2 separate regions of the Mus musculus genome follow, and region 1 is linked to region 2. The links are chromatin loops, found by intact Hi-C in ENCODE. Cell type or tissue: gastrocnemius. All regions are shown on one strand.

Evidence for each region. Hi-C counts contacts between places; a loop is a spot of excess contacts. Peaks named below come from ENCODE experiments on the same cell type or tissue, not always from the same donor. Only the 100,000 strongest peaks of a DNase experiment are listed, where the experiment ranks them.
Region 1: it touches region 2 in a loop (4-fold over the local background); 4 of 42 quality-filtered maps call a loop at or near these places.

Annotation. Positions count from the first base shown.
Region 1 is chr3:123,367,486-123,375,485 of GRCm38, forward strand. It overlaps Mettl14 (methyltransferase like 14), which reads right to left. Exons shown (of 11, transcript NM_201638.2): 7 at 7,260-7,401; 8 at 6,485-6,577; 9 at 5,072-5,188; 10 at 3,790-4,000; 11 at 810-2,205. The coding sequence ends at 1,901. Among named protein-coding and RNA genes, the nearest start is that of Mettl14, 15 kb to the right of the region's middle. In gastrocnemius, a CTCF peak has its summit at 4,618 (motif pointing left); DNase peaks (open chromatin) are centred at 1,981 and 4,612.
Region 2 is chr3:123,155,848-123,163,847 of GRCm38, forward strand. The region is part of intron 1 of Synpo2 (synaptopodin 2); the gene reads right to left. Among named protein-coding and RNA genes, the nearest start is that of Synpo2, 76 kb to the right of the region's middle. In gastrocnemius, CTCF peaks have their summits at 2,937 (motif pointing left), 3,501 (motif pointing left) and 5,159 (motif pointing right); DNase peaks (open chromatin) are centred at 2,922, 3,502 and 5,150; H3K4me3 peaks cover 998 bases; H3K27ac peaks cover 4,800 bases.

The sequences.
Region 1 (8,000 bases), 210 kb after region 2:
CAATGGGAGGAGAGGCCCATGGTCTTGTGAAGATTATATGCCCCAGTACAGGGGAATGCCAAGGCCAGGAAGCAGGAGTTGGTGGGTTGGGGAGCAGGGCGGGGGTGGGGCATAGGGGACTTTTAGGATAGCATTTGAAATGTAAATGAAGAAAATCAATAATAATAACAACAATAATAGAAAGAATGGTTTCTGTATGTCAGTTCCCTGCTCATTTAGCATTCCTCACCATCCTCTCTGACACTCGACTGTCCCTGTATTCCTAATGCACACTTCCTTTCCCATTTAGGCTACTATTAAATAAATGGCCAGAGAGTTAGTTAAACCACTATTCTTTATCAATTTTGAAAAAGAACAAACAAAAGTTGGCTCTCAGACCTCTGGAAGATGGTAATTCAGTGAAAACTATTTGGTCTGATGGAAGGGACATTCCTTAGAGCTCTGAAGAAGCCGTCACTGAACAAGTGGGAGTTCCTACCTTCACCTTACAGGTCAAATCTGGCCCATAGTTTTGCTTTTTAGATAATTTATAATTACTGAAATTAAAAACAACATCACAGCAAATATTCTAACCACCTGTGATACCTAAAGGTTGTCTGTACTAGAAAGCACCAATTGGTTGGAGAGCCAAATTCATGAAGCATTTAAAGTGTAAGTCTTTCGAGCCGTATGTTTCATGGCTGTCATGCCCATAACTGACCAGTAGAACAGAACAGCCACTCAAATGCAACCCGAGGGAGGAGTGTCACCTTAGGTTGGCCCCTTTTCATTTGGTAACAATAGCAACTGCATCTAAGGAAAACAAACTTAATTCAAAGGTTTAAATTTTTATTAGAAAAGTTATAGCAAAATAAAAAAGGAGTTACCCAGAACAATATTGGCATTATCTCATCTGGCATATCCAAATCCATCAAATAGGACTTAAGGTGTAGAAAGGCAACAGCACGAAGCTTCCCACAGCCAAGAGATCTGCCCATCAGCCCTGCGGCGACTTCTGCACCACATAGTTCTAATCAAAGGACACTGCAGGTCCTCTTCCACGCTGTATTCGTAAGGGTTTTCTGGAATTGCTTTTACCTAAATTTTCTTTAGTAACAACTTTAAAGATGTTTGTCATTTCCTCATCATCAAGATTTTATTTTCTCAACCGTTTAAACCAGCCCCTCCCCAAATCTGTTTTTGCCTTTGCTAAGAAATCTGAATTATCTTAGGTTAGCCCAAGATCAGGTTCACACTCCGACCTGGAGACATACATGCCTTGTCTTGCTTCTGAAGACACATGGTCAGGAGCCATCTGTAGCCGCTAATTTACATTATGATAAGCTTGGTTTTGTTTGAAATATCCCATGCTCTGCCTGCCTCTCCCGTTACCTACCCTGACGACTGCAACCACCTCAGATTCTGATCTGGAAGAACGAGATTTCATTTCCCCTCCCGAGTTCTGGGAACTCAAATGATACTTCATGTTATTTTTTAGAATTTAAAAGTAAGGGGAAAAACTCTTCTCTTTTTAGTGTTTCAACAAGAAAACATTAAAGGCCCAACACAGTGACCACCTCTCTAATTCTGTTCTACCCGGGTTCCCAGCCTCCTGCTGCCGTGCAGCCATGACAGGGAACACAGCACCCACTCCTGCCACTCCTCTGAGATGCCGAAGCCTCTGCGCAGCCATTTCCAGGAAGCCAAAGCCTTGACTGGAATCAGTCAAGTCAGGTCGGGGTGTTGCGCACACGTGACTCACCCACCCTGAGCAAAAGCTCAGTCTGTGACAACTGCCAGTCCCTGGGGTGGGGTGGGGTGGCTAAGATCTTTCTGGCAGCATGAGAAACTAAAGCAAAGTACAAGCTGGGAGTGAGCTCTGAAGCAAGTCTCCACTGTGATAAAGATGCAAGTGTAAGAGCTACCGAGGAGTAAAGCCGCCTCTGTGCGTGCCTCCACGGCCCCCCCTAAAGCCACCTCTCTCTCCTCGGAAATTGGATCGGTTTCTTTCCCGACCACGGCCAGCAGATGTTCCCCCCCTTCCTCCACCTCTGGGAGCTCCACCCCCACGGTCAGACTTGGACTTGGGAGGAGGTGACTTCGGTCGAAGCCTCTCGATTTCCTCTGTACATCCGGTCAAGTATGAGTTGGGGGCACTGAAATACGATGCATATGTTTCTGCATTGTAGTTACTGTTTGTAAGCGTTGGTCCAACTGTGAGCCAGCCTGAAATAAAGCGGGGAAAACAGAAAATATTTTCCATCTCCTTCCTCTTTTGGTGGTCTTTAGGGGCTAGTTCAAATCCTTAACACACTCTCAAAGATGGCTCAGTTACACACACAGCCATCACCTCTGGTGTAGAACATACAACATGCATGTCCTATTGTAAAAGGTCCATATGCACATACCTTGTTTCTCGTTCTAGATTATAGCTTTTGTTACATATCATCCTTATTGTTCCTCATCTATGTATTGTGTTGTTAGAATACCACTTAGAAAAGATATTTTAATACACAATGTTTGGGTTGGGTTAATAAAGTATATACATATATCTTCCCTACTTAAGAAAATGGGACGACTGTTTTTCTCATTTCTCATTTGAGGAAAAAATGTGCTTTTCTCTTATACAAATATCCAAATAGCCATGTTGCCCTCCTCATGCCATCTTTCCGTGGGCAATGGCTTTTCTCACAAGAAGATAACACTCACAGCTAAGGCTATGAAAAAAAATGCACACCACCATTAATAACTAAGCAAACAAAAGCACAATGAGGTATCATCCGCTGCAGTCAGAATGGCTATGATCACAGGAAAAAGAACTAGTATGGCTGGAGAGGCTGAGGAAGGGGAGCTCCCACAGCTACTGATGGGAAGGCCGATCAACACTTACTATGGAACACATTACGGAGGCTCTCAAAGGACTAGAAAGAGGACTTCATACGATTCAGAGACCCTACGCCTGGGGTACATATCTAAAGGAACTAAAAGCAGCCTGTAGTACTATTCACACAAGCAGGCTACGGAAATGACCTAGGTGTCCACTGATGGAGGAATGGATAAACTGAATGTCATATATTCTGTTATTGACTGTAATGGGACTAGAAGGCTTTATGTTAACTGAAATAAGTCAGGCAAAGAACACACACCACAAATCCTCATTTACAGGTAGAAACAAAACGTGCATATGAAGGATGCAGAGACTACAGCACTGGTTACAAGAGGCCAGGTAAGAGTGAGGGGAAGAAGGCCGCAGACCAGACAGTGAGGAATCCAGGAAACAGCAATGCACAGCTTAGCTGAGTAATAACTGAATACTTCAAAAAGCATAGATTTTTAAATGTCCCCAATACAAAGAACTGAGGTGACATAGTCAACATTACCCTGACGTTACTATACACAGGCAAAGAAACATCACAATGTACCCCAAAATTCGGATAATTAGGAGGTGCCAAAAACTAAGTGGAGTAGGGAGGACTTTTAGGCAGAAAACGTTTTCAGTGTACTATTACAACGGTTGGATACACTATAACCAACTTATATAAATCCACAGACACCGCCAATGTCAATTCTAAGATAGACTTTGTATAGTTATGTGAGAAACAATGATAATGGGGGGTAATGCATGTGTGGGGCAGAGAGTGCATGGGAATTCTTTGCCTTCTCAGTTTGCTAAGATAAAATTGCTCACATGTGAGCTAGAAAAAAGAGGAATTAAATACATAAGACTTCTATTTTACACAGGCTACGTCCTATAACTTAAAATCCACATCTCAAGGAAAAAACTGTCTTTTATCAAAACTGAGGTCTCACCTGGCCTGATAGTGCTATCTCTCCCAAAGAGATGAAGGCGTCTTCTACCAAGACAAAAATGTTCTATTATATGAAAAATTTCTACTGGTTTTTCTATATTGCCAATCTCAGGTTCTTCTGTGATAATTAAGTCAATGTCAACATTAGCATGAATGAAGTCCCCGTCTGTGCTTCGCTTCACGGTTCCTTTGATCCCCATCAGGCAATGCTCCTGTGACAAAGCACACCGATGGCTCTCATTACCAACAATCAGGATCTCACAGCATTTACCAACTCTAAACAGTTCTAAAACAATCCTTACTTCTATGGATTGTCGGGATATAGTTTAGTGATAAAACTATGACAGGAAATCCTAGATCTCTGGCTTTCAGACAACTGCCAAGAAAATGGGAAAAACATTTTTCCCTTCTACAGTCACTCAAATACTTTTAAAATCCTACTTCACTTCCAACGCAGGTATGCAGGATTTCCCACACCACGTAATGTTGCACTTCCCACTGTAGTTCTGTTCCACATGGGCTCAGCTATGACACAATCTACCCACCCCACCTTCAGGGCATACACTTATCACCAAGCAGCTATAATTGTGGGGCTGCAATGGCCCTCCTGGGCTCACACAGTTAGGACAGGTGCTGACTCTAGCATGTTTATAAAAGGCCGACAGGAAGGACACACGTGGTGAGTAAGCTGCAGGGAAAGGAGGATGGGATTCGAGGCTGGCTCCAGGCACACCTCTCTCAGAGCAATTCCAGCTCCACCAACCGGGGATTTCCTACATGCTGTCATGTAAATGATCGAGTCCAAGGAAAACTTAGGAAGACAGACGCGCCCTCTAGTGGCTTCCAAGGTGTAATGTGCAAAAGCTCTTTCAGCTTACACTAGTGAGACAGTCATGTGCAGCAGAAGCCCTTAGTGGTTCTTGCATGGGAAGACAAGGTGAGAGCAGGCAAGCATGACTCTAATGGTCGGCTACTGAGTTCCGCTGTCAGTTCTTCCTCCTAAGCGTGCAGAAGGGAAGCTTCTGAGCGTCAGGTGGACCAGAGCTAACTAACTTGGAATTATGTCAGCTTACAATATACAGAAAGCCACTGTCTAGCACAGTGTGCACTGGCCCAGGACTGGGAAGGAGACACTTTTAAGGTATCTTGGGTATACTTCTGTAATGCTCACACTACTTTACTAGCATAAAAGCATTATTGCTGAAATAAATTTCACAGTATATAGTAATATAGAAAAGTTTAAGAGAATAATAATAAAGAAAACAAGATAAAAAAGACAATACCTTTGTTCTCTGGAAAACTGCCTTTGGATCTAGAGTCTTTGTCTTTCCAGGATTGTTTTTATTGGTTTTAATCCAACAAATATCTTCACATCTTCTGTAACCCCACTTTCGCAAGCACTAGAAATAATTTCAAAATTAAATCTTAAAAAAATAAAACAAAACAAAAACTTAATATAACCAGAATTAAGAAGTTCTATAGCGCCAACCATTGGACTAAGAACAGGGTCACAGACAGAGGAGTTGGAGAAGGGACTGAAGCAGCTGAGGGGTTTGCAGCCCATGTAGGGAAGAAACAGTGTCAACAGGCTAGAACCTAGAGCTCCCGGGGACTAGAACACCAACCAAAGAGTACACATGGAGGGACTCATGGCTCTGGCCACATATGTGGCAGAGGATGGCCTTGTTGGACATCAGGAGGAGGAGCAGCCCTTAGTCCTGTTGGGATTCAATGCCCAGGTGAAGGGAATTCCAGGGCGGGAAGGTGGGTGGGTGGGGGAGCACCCTCACAGAGGCAGGGGTTGGGGATATGGGACGGGGGGCTCTGGAGGGGAGACCTGGAAAGGGGATAACATTTGAAATGTAAATAAAGAAAATATCCAATAAAAGAAATAAAATAAACTAGAATAAAAGTTTTATAGAGGGGAACCAACAATTTCAGAGCAGACACAAAAGAAATATAGGCATAATACAGATGTTAAATAAGAAATGTTAAATAAGAAATATAAGCATAATACAGATGTTAAATAAGAAATGTTAAATAAGAAATATAAGCATAATACAGATGTTAAATAAGAAATGTTAAATAAGAAATATAAGCATAATACAGATGTTAAATAAGAAATATAAGCATAATACAGATGTTAAATAAGAAATGTTAAATAAGAAATATAAGCATAATACAGATGTTAAATAAGAAATGTTAAATAAGAAATATAAGCATAATACAGATGTTAAATAAGAAATGTTAAATAAGAAATATAAGCATAATACAGATGTTAAATAAGAAATATAAGCATAATACAGATGTTAAATAAGAAATATAAGCATAATACAGATGTTAAATAAGAAATATAAGCATAATACAGATGTTAAATAAGAAATATAAGCATAATACAGATGTTAAATAAGAAATATAAGCATAATACAGATGTTAAATAAGAAATATAAGCATAATACAGATGTTAAATACATCATTTAGTTATTTGCATGTTACTTTTCTTGTCACTGTGACTAAATATCAGATATAATGTTATATCACCTCAGTGTTATATAATTCTTGGTATTTTTAAGCTAGTCAAAAAAATGAAGGAGGCAAAAGCACACTAATCTTTGTAGCCTTTATGTTCTTTTCCTAATTAACTTAAGAATCCACCTGAAAAAAAAATTAAGAACAAAACACAAACATCAACTTACTACTCTCCCAAGGTCCAATCCTTCCCCAGAACCGCACCAGAGAAATATAAATGACCGAGGTGCTGCAATCTCATCGATTTCTAACTTCATAATCTAGAAGAAGATCAAAATAATATAGCACCAAATGTGTCCCACTTATCATAAATCCAAACAATAACTGTTGAGACTTAATAGGGTCTCTACAAATGTATTCTTCAGATATTCTAGGAAATAGCATAGAAAATAAACTCTATGCCTGAAGTTATTTAGATATGCTGTTTGTTATTCTATCAACAATCAACACACATACATGTACAAAAAGACATATACATATACTTGTTTTCTTAGGCGTTCAAAAAAAAGTACATTTACAGAATGATGGAATTTTCTACAGAGCTAATAAAAGCAGAGATAGTAAGAGGTTATTAGAGCCCAAAGGTACAGACAAAATGAAATGTCATATGCCTATAGCCACAGACAGTTTGGGGTGACTGAGGTAGGAGGACCACTTTTGTCCAGGTATCTGCACAACTCTTCTCTGACCCGTGAGTATCCCCAAGTCTCCTGCCTTCCCACGGTTCACACTTACTGTCCTCTAGTCCAGCCCTCTTGCCAATCAGATGATCTCACTAATCTCATTAAAACCTTCAAAACCTTAATTAATGGCTGTCAAACAGAAGACTAAGCTCCTAAGAAACCACAGTGAAGTGTACTCATAACCCCGCTTTCTGGACAAATAAGCGTGTACTCTCTGGGAGGTAAATACGCCATTACAGTGTGTAGCGTTTCACCGTACATCATCCCAGGTCCAGCATTTCTCATTCGCAGTGATGCCAGTCTCTCTATAGTATTCTTCCAGAGGGGGCTCCAGGAGAATCACATCAAATTTGGGTGTCAATTCTCTGATGTCAAAGGCTTCTATGTCTGCTTGTAAGTACCTAGTAAAAGGGGGAAAGGATTTTGAAATATCTCTGGTGGTAATGAAGGAAATTCATTACCCAATATTATTTGATAATTATTGCTAAACATTATTTTCAAGATAGTCATGATCTAATTACTAGTTAGTTTTTTTCTAGTACATCTTTTGTTTACTGCAGACTTTATATCACTAATGTCTTCCTTAGGACATGGAGATATTTACAACAAAGGAAAAAAACATGTATACCCAGAATAAATTCTTCACTTATATTTACACTGAAAATCTACACTCATGCGATATCTAACCTATTTTAACTTTTATATTATATATTATTATTATGAAAAGAATATCATTATTTAATTAGGTTAGAAAAATGACATCTAAGTTCCAAATTCCTCCTTTAGGAATACAGAATTTCTAAATATGGACCCGATTTCACTTTATTAGCTTGTTCATTAATAAAAATATTTATATTGACAGTGTTTTTACACTACCTAATGAGATTTACTACTAGCCTTTGATGAAGTTATTTTCACACAGTATGGAAGTTTTAAGTTCAAAGACACTTTGGAAGAAAACATTTATTATTACTGGGTGGTGTACAGGCCATGATATGCA
Region 2 (8,000 bases):
GGGGGCATCCACGTGGAGACAGGGGGTTGGGGAGGAGGCATGGGATGTAGATCAGTCAGAGGGTGGATGGGATTTACACAAAATATGGAGTGTAAAAAATTAATTAATGAAAAAAGATATAAAAAAGTTTTAAAAGAAAATGGGGTGTGAGAGCAGCTGTGAAGAATTGTTAGCACGCTGGCTTGCTCCTCATGGCCTGCTCAGCCTGTTTGCTCACAGAGCCCAGGAGCTCCTACAGAGCGACACCACCCACAGTGAGCTGAGTCCTCACAGGTCAGACAGGCATCAAACCAATGTCCTCACAACAAACTGGCCCCACAGGCCAATCTGATGAAGGCGGTTTCTCAGTTAAGGTTCCGTCCTCCAAGATGACTCTGCCTTGTGTCAAGCTGACTAAACAACGAGATGGCAGGGACAAATCCATCATGGGCTTTGACCATATCCTCTCTCCTTTCTTACTGGTCCTCTTCCTCTTCCATAATCCTGCTTTAACTTTCACATTATATATTTATACAAAAATGATCCTCTATGCATATTAATATTTATATATACATAAATGATACATATAGACTACACTCACACACACAATCTAGAACCCACTTAAGAGAAAATGGCATATGCCTGTCTTTTTCTTATCCTCTGAGCCATTTCTGTGACCACACTGAACATATTTTCCTTATCCATTTATCTGTTGGCAAACATCTAGGCTGACCCTATACTTGGTTCTTGTGGATAGTTTAATAGATAACATTGAATGTTGAACTAGAGCATCCGTCTCAGGGTTTCCGAAGGACTAGAGGGTTCCTAACCTTCCCTTCCCTCTCTTCTTATTTCCAGCCACTTAGTTTAGAAGCAATTAACGTTGCCAGTTTTGTTTTCATGTGCGCAGACCAATTTGAAAGAGCGAGCTCATGGACAATGTTAGCTGGGAAGGAGGGGGAGGGACGCCACTGATGGGAGAGACCCGAGGCTGATGATTGTTTCAGAAGTCCAGGTATGGGCAGGTTGAGGTAGAGTGTTGTCAGAGTGTCTATAATGAAGTCTAATCTGTTCATAAAAGTGAGGTCTGAATCAGAGATGGAGGAGACCCTGCTGGGAGACTTTAGGTCTGGGTGGGGATCATATTGGGATGCAGAGCTGGGAAGCTGCCGAGTTTTACTCACCTTTGTCATTTTTTCCTAAGATGTAGTGTCCAGGTGTAGAAACGAAAGCCATGGCTGTAGCTTGGAAAAGAGCTGAGGGTTAGAAATGGCGGCGTTGAGGGCAAAGAGGCCTAACCATGTAGGATTGGGTGAGCTCTGTAAAAATGAGTACAGAGAAAACTAAGGAGCCAATGGCTGAAGATCTCCCTCATTTAAGGAGGATGTGGGCCGAGAGAACCTGAGGTAAAGTGGCAAAGATGAGTGTGTGTTCTCTAGAACCTAGGAGAAGGGATTATTCGAAAAGAGGGCTGTGGGACGGCTCGGTCGGTACACTTCCCCTTCAAGCAGGCAGACCTGAGTTTTGTCCATAGAACCTACGTCAAAAGGCCTGGTTGGTAGCACATGCGTGTGATTCCAGCACTGCCACAGTAAAGGCAGCTAAGTCCCTGGGCAGACTGGACTGTTTGACTAGATCTGGGACAATGGGAGTCCCTGTCTCAAAAACAAAGAGGATGGTCCTAGAAAGAACACATACTTAAAGCTGCCTATGGCCTTCCTTGCCCACCCCCCACCATGTGTGTGTGTTGGTGTGTGTATGTATGTTTGTATGTGTATGTGTATGTATATTCATGTGTGTTTGTATGTATGTGTGTGTGTGCACTTGTATGTGTGTGTGTGCACTTGTATGTATGTGTGTGTGCACTTGTATGTGTGTGTGTGTGTGCACTTGTATGTATGTGTGTGTGTGTATATTTCTCCCACACACAGGAAGAAAAGCAGTACATCCATTCCGTCCTTGAAAACAGAGGAGCAGAGGTCTCCATCACAGGCAGTCCCCTGGCTCTATTCAGCTGCCCCCCCACCCCCCAATACATTGTAAATGCTTGTTATAGCTCCCACAGGCTAACAAGCAAATCAGATTGAACATCCTAAAGTGACAAAGATATTTAAATCCGTTTTAAAATCTTATTGGTGTGGGAGGTTTCAGATCAACGCGTATGTCATGGCTTTAGGGCTGTGATTTGGGGAAGGAGCTCTGGGCTCCTGAGGAGGAAGGCTCACAGAAGAGGTTGCTGCTCAAGTAGCGGGGATAGGATCCACCGAGGGCAGGATGGAGGAAGGGGAGGGAGGGAGACTGTTTCCTGGAGACCTGGTGGGAATTGGGAGCACTCGGTTGGTAGGAAAGAGGAATGTGGTCCTTCTTCTACAAGAGCAGAGAACTTTCCCAAGGGAGGACAGCTTGGGAGATGTCTGCTGGAAGGTCCTTGATGGGACTCAAAGGGATGGGTAGAGTTTCAGATAAAGAGGAATCCAAAGAGTTCACTCCCAGTCATCGTTGCTACGAGCAGAGTAAAGGTGCTATTGGTCTATGTTCAAGGGAATGAGTTTGTTTGCAAGAAAACAGAGGGAGAAATTCTATAGATGATCAATTTGGAATAGAAAAGAGATTTTCCTGGACACACTGAGGTCTGGGCTCAACTGAAAAGTTACTTGGGGTTAGCATCTGCCTGCTCTCTGATCTGCCTGGGTCACACCCCAGGTCCTAAAGGACTTTGGCTAAAGGTAAGTCTTTAAGGACAGTTTGTGTTCTGCAAGATCCACGAAGAGAAATAAGCTGAGGGGTGAGTGTATAATGCCTTCCAAACAAGCAGTGACATTTGGAAAGAGAACTTAGACACACCGGGCACTGGCAGCTGCTCAGTTCCATCTCCTCCCTGGTGTCCCGTGAAAGCTATAAAAGGCCAGCTCTCCAACGCATCTGGAAGTGGGCAGGGCCCTGCCTGTGGTGGAGACCTCTGCTGGTGGGTTTTCAAACACAGAGTAGCGTGCTTCATCTCTCTCTTCCTCCTGCCTTCCTACTTGCTTCAGGCTTATACTAAAGTTACCTCAAAATATGAGGAGAAAAAAGCAAGCGGGCCTTCTTTCCTACCTGATGAGGCCATAGTGGGAATCTATCATCTGTGAAGAATCCAGTGTCCCAAGATGTGTGTAAGGACTTGGGAACACACTCCTGGTGTCTCAGGCTTAATTGTGGGGTATATTTTAATTTAGTGCTTTTATTTCTTGTATACTGGACCTGTTTTTAAAACTAACACTTTAATTCACAGAATAAATAAATCTCTTGGCATACAATTGGCTTACCTCTCATGCCTGCCTCAATTTTATCTTATATAAAAATCTATAGACTACAGTTAAATAAATAAAAATCTCCGCATCTGAATTAGAGCTGATATGTCAGAAGTGTCTTCTAATCGCTTACAGTTTAGTCCCAGAATTCCAGCAGTATATAAACCTCCCTGGGTAGCTCCTACTTTGGCTGGATTGTGAGCTCCTAAGACGGTGCTGCCCTCAAGTGGTCACACGTAAGAGCAACTCACAGTTTGTTTGGATGCAAACTGGGTTTCCAATTTGTTAGGTCCTAAACCAGAGAACTCTATTGTGCCAAGTCAAGGCACTTTACTTACACCAGGACCAAGAAGCTCTGAACACGGCTCCAAGAAGTATAGGGGCAAAATGGCCGACAGCAATGACAGCAGCTGGTTTTGCAGTTTGGAGCAATCCCTCCTGTTATGTGACTGCAAGGTCTAGGACGTGGGATATAACTGGCTTGACTTCATTATGCCATTAAGGAATCCTCAGGGGACCTCACAAGAATTCATGACATGGTGCTCTGTAATTATGAACTCAGAGAACACAATAAATTCTCCCAAGTGGTCACAACTCTTGGAAGCTCCGGCCAGGAATCCACATGGTTGCTCTCGGAGGAGGGTCACCAGGGACTTGCCCTCTGATGAAGCTCTGTGGGACTTCTTGTAACTGGCCTCAGTCAAGGACTTCTGATGCCTGTAATCAGCTTCCTCTCGGGTTTCCTCTTTCTCCTTGTTGAGAAAGGAGGCCATGCAATTAGTGGAAGAGCAGGCGAAGGCGTCTGCTGAGCTCTTCTCTTCACAGAAGTTAAGACAGGGCATCGGAATAGCCCGGCAGCCCGTCGTGGCACAGAGGGCCCAGATGAAAAGGAATACAATTTATTCTCATGTTCAAGTAAGTATTGAGGACTGTGAGGCTATTGGTCACTAGTAAATGTATCACAGACCCTGGTCAGAAGCAGTCAAGCTTTTGGGCTCCTGACTGTTCTGTAGGGGAACACTCTGGGAGCTTCTTTTCCTGTATTGGGGTATAGCTCAGTGGCAGAGCATTTATGTCACATATACAAGGCCTCGAGTCTGATCCTTAGCATCACAGGAACACAATGCTGGCACGAAATTTCAAGGTCACCGTGAAGGAGACGTGGTTTACTCCCAATGTTTCTATGCACTGAAAAGCACGCACTAGGTAACTGGTAAGAAGAAGAAAGCCATCAACAATCCTGGAGCAAGATGCATTTCAAGCGAAGCCTTTGCTAGATGGATGTGTGCAAACTACACGTGAACTGCTCCGAAGGCTATTAATATTTACTATCATTATTAAACAAAAACGCCTAGGGCAGTGGTGGTTCTAAACCTCTTGGGTCACATATCAGATATTTACACTTCCCATCTCTCTCTCTCTCTCTCTCTCTCTCTCTCTCTCTCTCTCTCTCTCACACACACACACACACACACACACACACACACATACTGATCTAACTTCTAAAGAAGCAGGTAAGGTAATTTTTTTCATGTAAGGTAATTTTTGTTGACATTTCAACCTTTTTTCAGGTTTTAAAAATGGATGGCTTTTTTTCCAAGTCCTTATAATCAGCTTTTAAGTCAGGAGCCATGCTAGCATACCAATGACCTTGTAGAAAGAACACCCATCACTTAAACTCTCAGATTGCAGAAAATCTAAATCCACAAGTCCATTGTGCTTATTTATCTTAAGATCCTGGATACTTTACTGTGGGGATTCCTCACACCGGACAGAATAATCTTTGTGATACTCTATTAATACCAGTAATATCCATAAATAGGCGGCTCTCCCTAGTTTGTGCTGTCTCAGCTTTTAAAATGCAGTGTTCCCTTCTGGCCACCAGGAGGCAGTACAAGCACTGTTAATTGACAATGTTAGGCGTTCATTATAACCTGGAAAGAAATTTCTTTTCTTACAAACTGTTTTCTATTTTAAAATCAACACTATACATGTAAAAGATCAGAAACACGCCTCCTTTTTAGTCTCAAATGTATTGGGGGAGCCTTACAGAGTTTTCAAAGTACAGTGAATTATCTATGTAGCATGTTAAGAGACGTGTAGATATAGTTCAATGTAATATGTAATAATAAAAAATACTTAAGAGAAAAATGCTGCACTGGGAACTTGGTCTAAAATGTTCCTAATCTACCAGGAACACATGTTACATTTAGTTAGTAAAGATTTTAAGAGTTTCGGGAGGCTATCTTAGGCCAACAAGTCTATGCCCACCCTACTCCCCCTTTAACTGACCTGGATAGGTCACTGGGATCAGGAACCTGCAGAGGCCAAGATATCTTTAAACACTGACAGCCTCACTCTTCTTGTCCTACAGAGACTTAGGTATGTGTATATGTATATGTGTACTTTGCCATAACATAATTCAAATTGCTAGCGGTTTGATTCATAAATCTAATGTTTTGTCACAGTTGAATGGTTGAGGAATTCTTCCCTCTCCTGGAAGATCCAGGAGTGATCAGAATTGTCTGACCTTGCCTGGCCTTGCCTCTGCGAAAGTTCATATCCCACTTAGAAAGGGGAGGTCTGCAAGTATGCTGTAGCGGTTGCGCATGCGCATAGCTGTCCCTCGATGTGCCTGTAGCGATCAGAGGACAGCTTTCAGGAGTTGGTTTTCTTCTCCCACCTTTACGTGGACTACAGAGCTTGAACTCCGGTTGCAATCCTTGCACTAAATGACTGCACCATTTTGCTAGCTTACATTTCAAAATTAAAACAAAACAAAACAAAAAAACCCTATTCATATCAGGTCAGTATAAGCCAGGTACTTCAAAAGTGCGACCCCAAGACCCAAGTGTGGTAGTATGTGTCTATAATCCCAGCACTTGGGCGCCTGAGGAGGGAGGATCAGAGTTTGATGCCAGCCTGGGCACCACGATGTGTTCGATGCCAGCATGAATTCATAGTAAGACCTTGTCTCAAAAAGCAAACCAAAGAAGAACATTAACACCACCGAAACAAAACACCACCACAAGGGTGGGTCTGTCATCCCATTTTCTCTTCCACTCTGTCCCCCAAAGTAGGTAGGGGACCCTGCTCCCCATGAGGCTTGCAAACCCTCACAAAGTTAGCTCCCTTCTTTCCTAGAATACCCCAGGAAGGGATTTTACTAAAAAGGACTGAAAATACACTCAGACCTTTGCAAAGCCTGGCGAATGCACCCCTCCCTTTCCCCACTGAGTTAGAGGTGTTGATATAACCCTGTATACTGCAAACCCTGTCAGGAGCTTCTGGTTTGACAGTGACCTCTGGGAGAAAAGGAGACTGGGAGATCGGCAATGCCAGAGCCCTTGCCTCTGGACTGGCTCATCTGTCTGGCCCCCAGCAGGTCTGATCAGCATTAGCAACTTCAAGGGCTTCCTGACAATCTCCTGACCCCAGGAGCAAATTCTTTCTTCTTTAAAGAACACACATTAGGCCCCCAATGGGACCTCTTGGCTTCATTTTCTGTAGCTGGCCTGCTTTGTTCTAGCTTCTTTTAGCCAGGCTGAAACCCCAGAGAGATTTTTTTCCTCCAAGCCCAGACTGAAATCTCAGAGAATTCCTCCAAGTCCAAACAAGGGAATGCTCAAAGATCCAAAGCCAACACCGGGAACATGGTGCTATCTTATTTACAAGTTAATTCATTGACTGTTACCTTTTTCCCACTAGAAGGGGAGGGATATCGGTTTGCCACTTATCTTTTTCATACAATGCATTTCCACTTTCTAAGATGCTACGGGTACACAGACACACTGAGGGTTTAAGTTGACTGTAGTTTTTAGCATTGCAGTTTAAGGGTTGTTTAAATTCAAAGGGGGTAACAGCTGTACAGGCTCTGCTATTATAAACTTTAAATAAAATGCTACATGTTTTATGATGCCTTAAGGACATGGTTAATAGCTGAGGAAATTATCCAGAGAAGTGCCAGAGCCATGAGGGAAAACATAGACCCTCCCTGGACAGCTGAGATCAGATGGTATTTTATAGCCCTTTTCCTCAGAAGTCAACGGTGCTCTACAAATAGCCTCAGATGGTCTGGTCGGCCAGAGAAGCCACCAAACCTCAACCCAAGGGCTTGTGAGGGAATCCGAACAAGGACTGGGTCCTGAGCATAAGGTATTGAGTGGGACGTGTAAAGCCAGCATGGTCAGACTCCAGGCCCTCACACAGTGAAGGGGAGGCACTGGTCTGGAAAAGCCTGGCTCAGGGACTGCAGACTCAGTCAGCTGCAAGGGTTTAGGGAAGCGCAGTGAACATCATTCCTCAGGGCTGTCCTTCCCAGAGCACAGGGCAAACAGCAGAGATCAATACAGAGGACAGGAGGAATGAATTAGCCAGCCACATCAGCTGGGATATCAGAGGGCTCTACAGTGAAGCTGGACCACCTACATTGTTGTTTTCTGAAATGAAATATCAATATTTCACAATATCCACTTGTGATGTGAGTGTATTAAGTCACCAGGTTAAGCTCTGCAAACCACTCAATGCTAAGTGAGGATGCGTGATTACTATGCCGCAGTAACTGGCTAAGAAGGGGCCAGATGCTCCTCTTTTAAAGACCAATTCCTTAAATACTACCATTCTCTCTGTAAATAACTCCGAGCTTTGTATGAAAGGACCTACTCTGCCACTGGCTTCAAGAATGCCAAGAACCGCATCGATCTATTCAACTTACTGTTTTTTTTTTTTGTT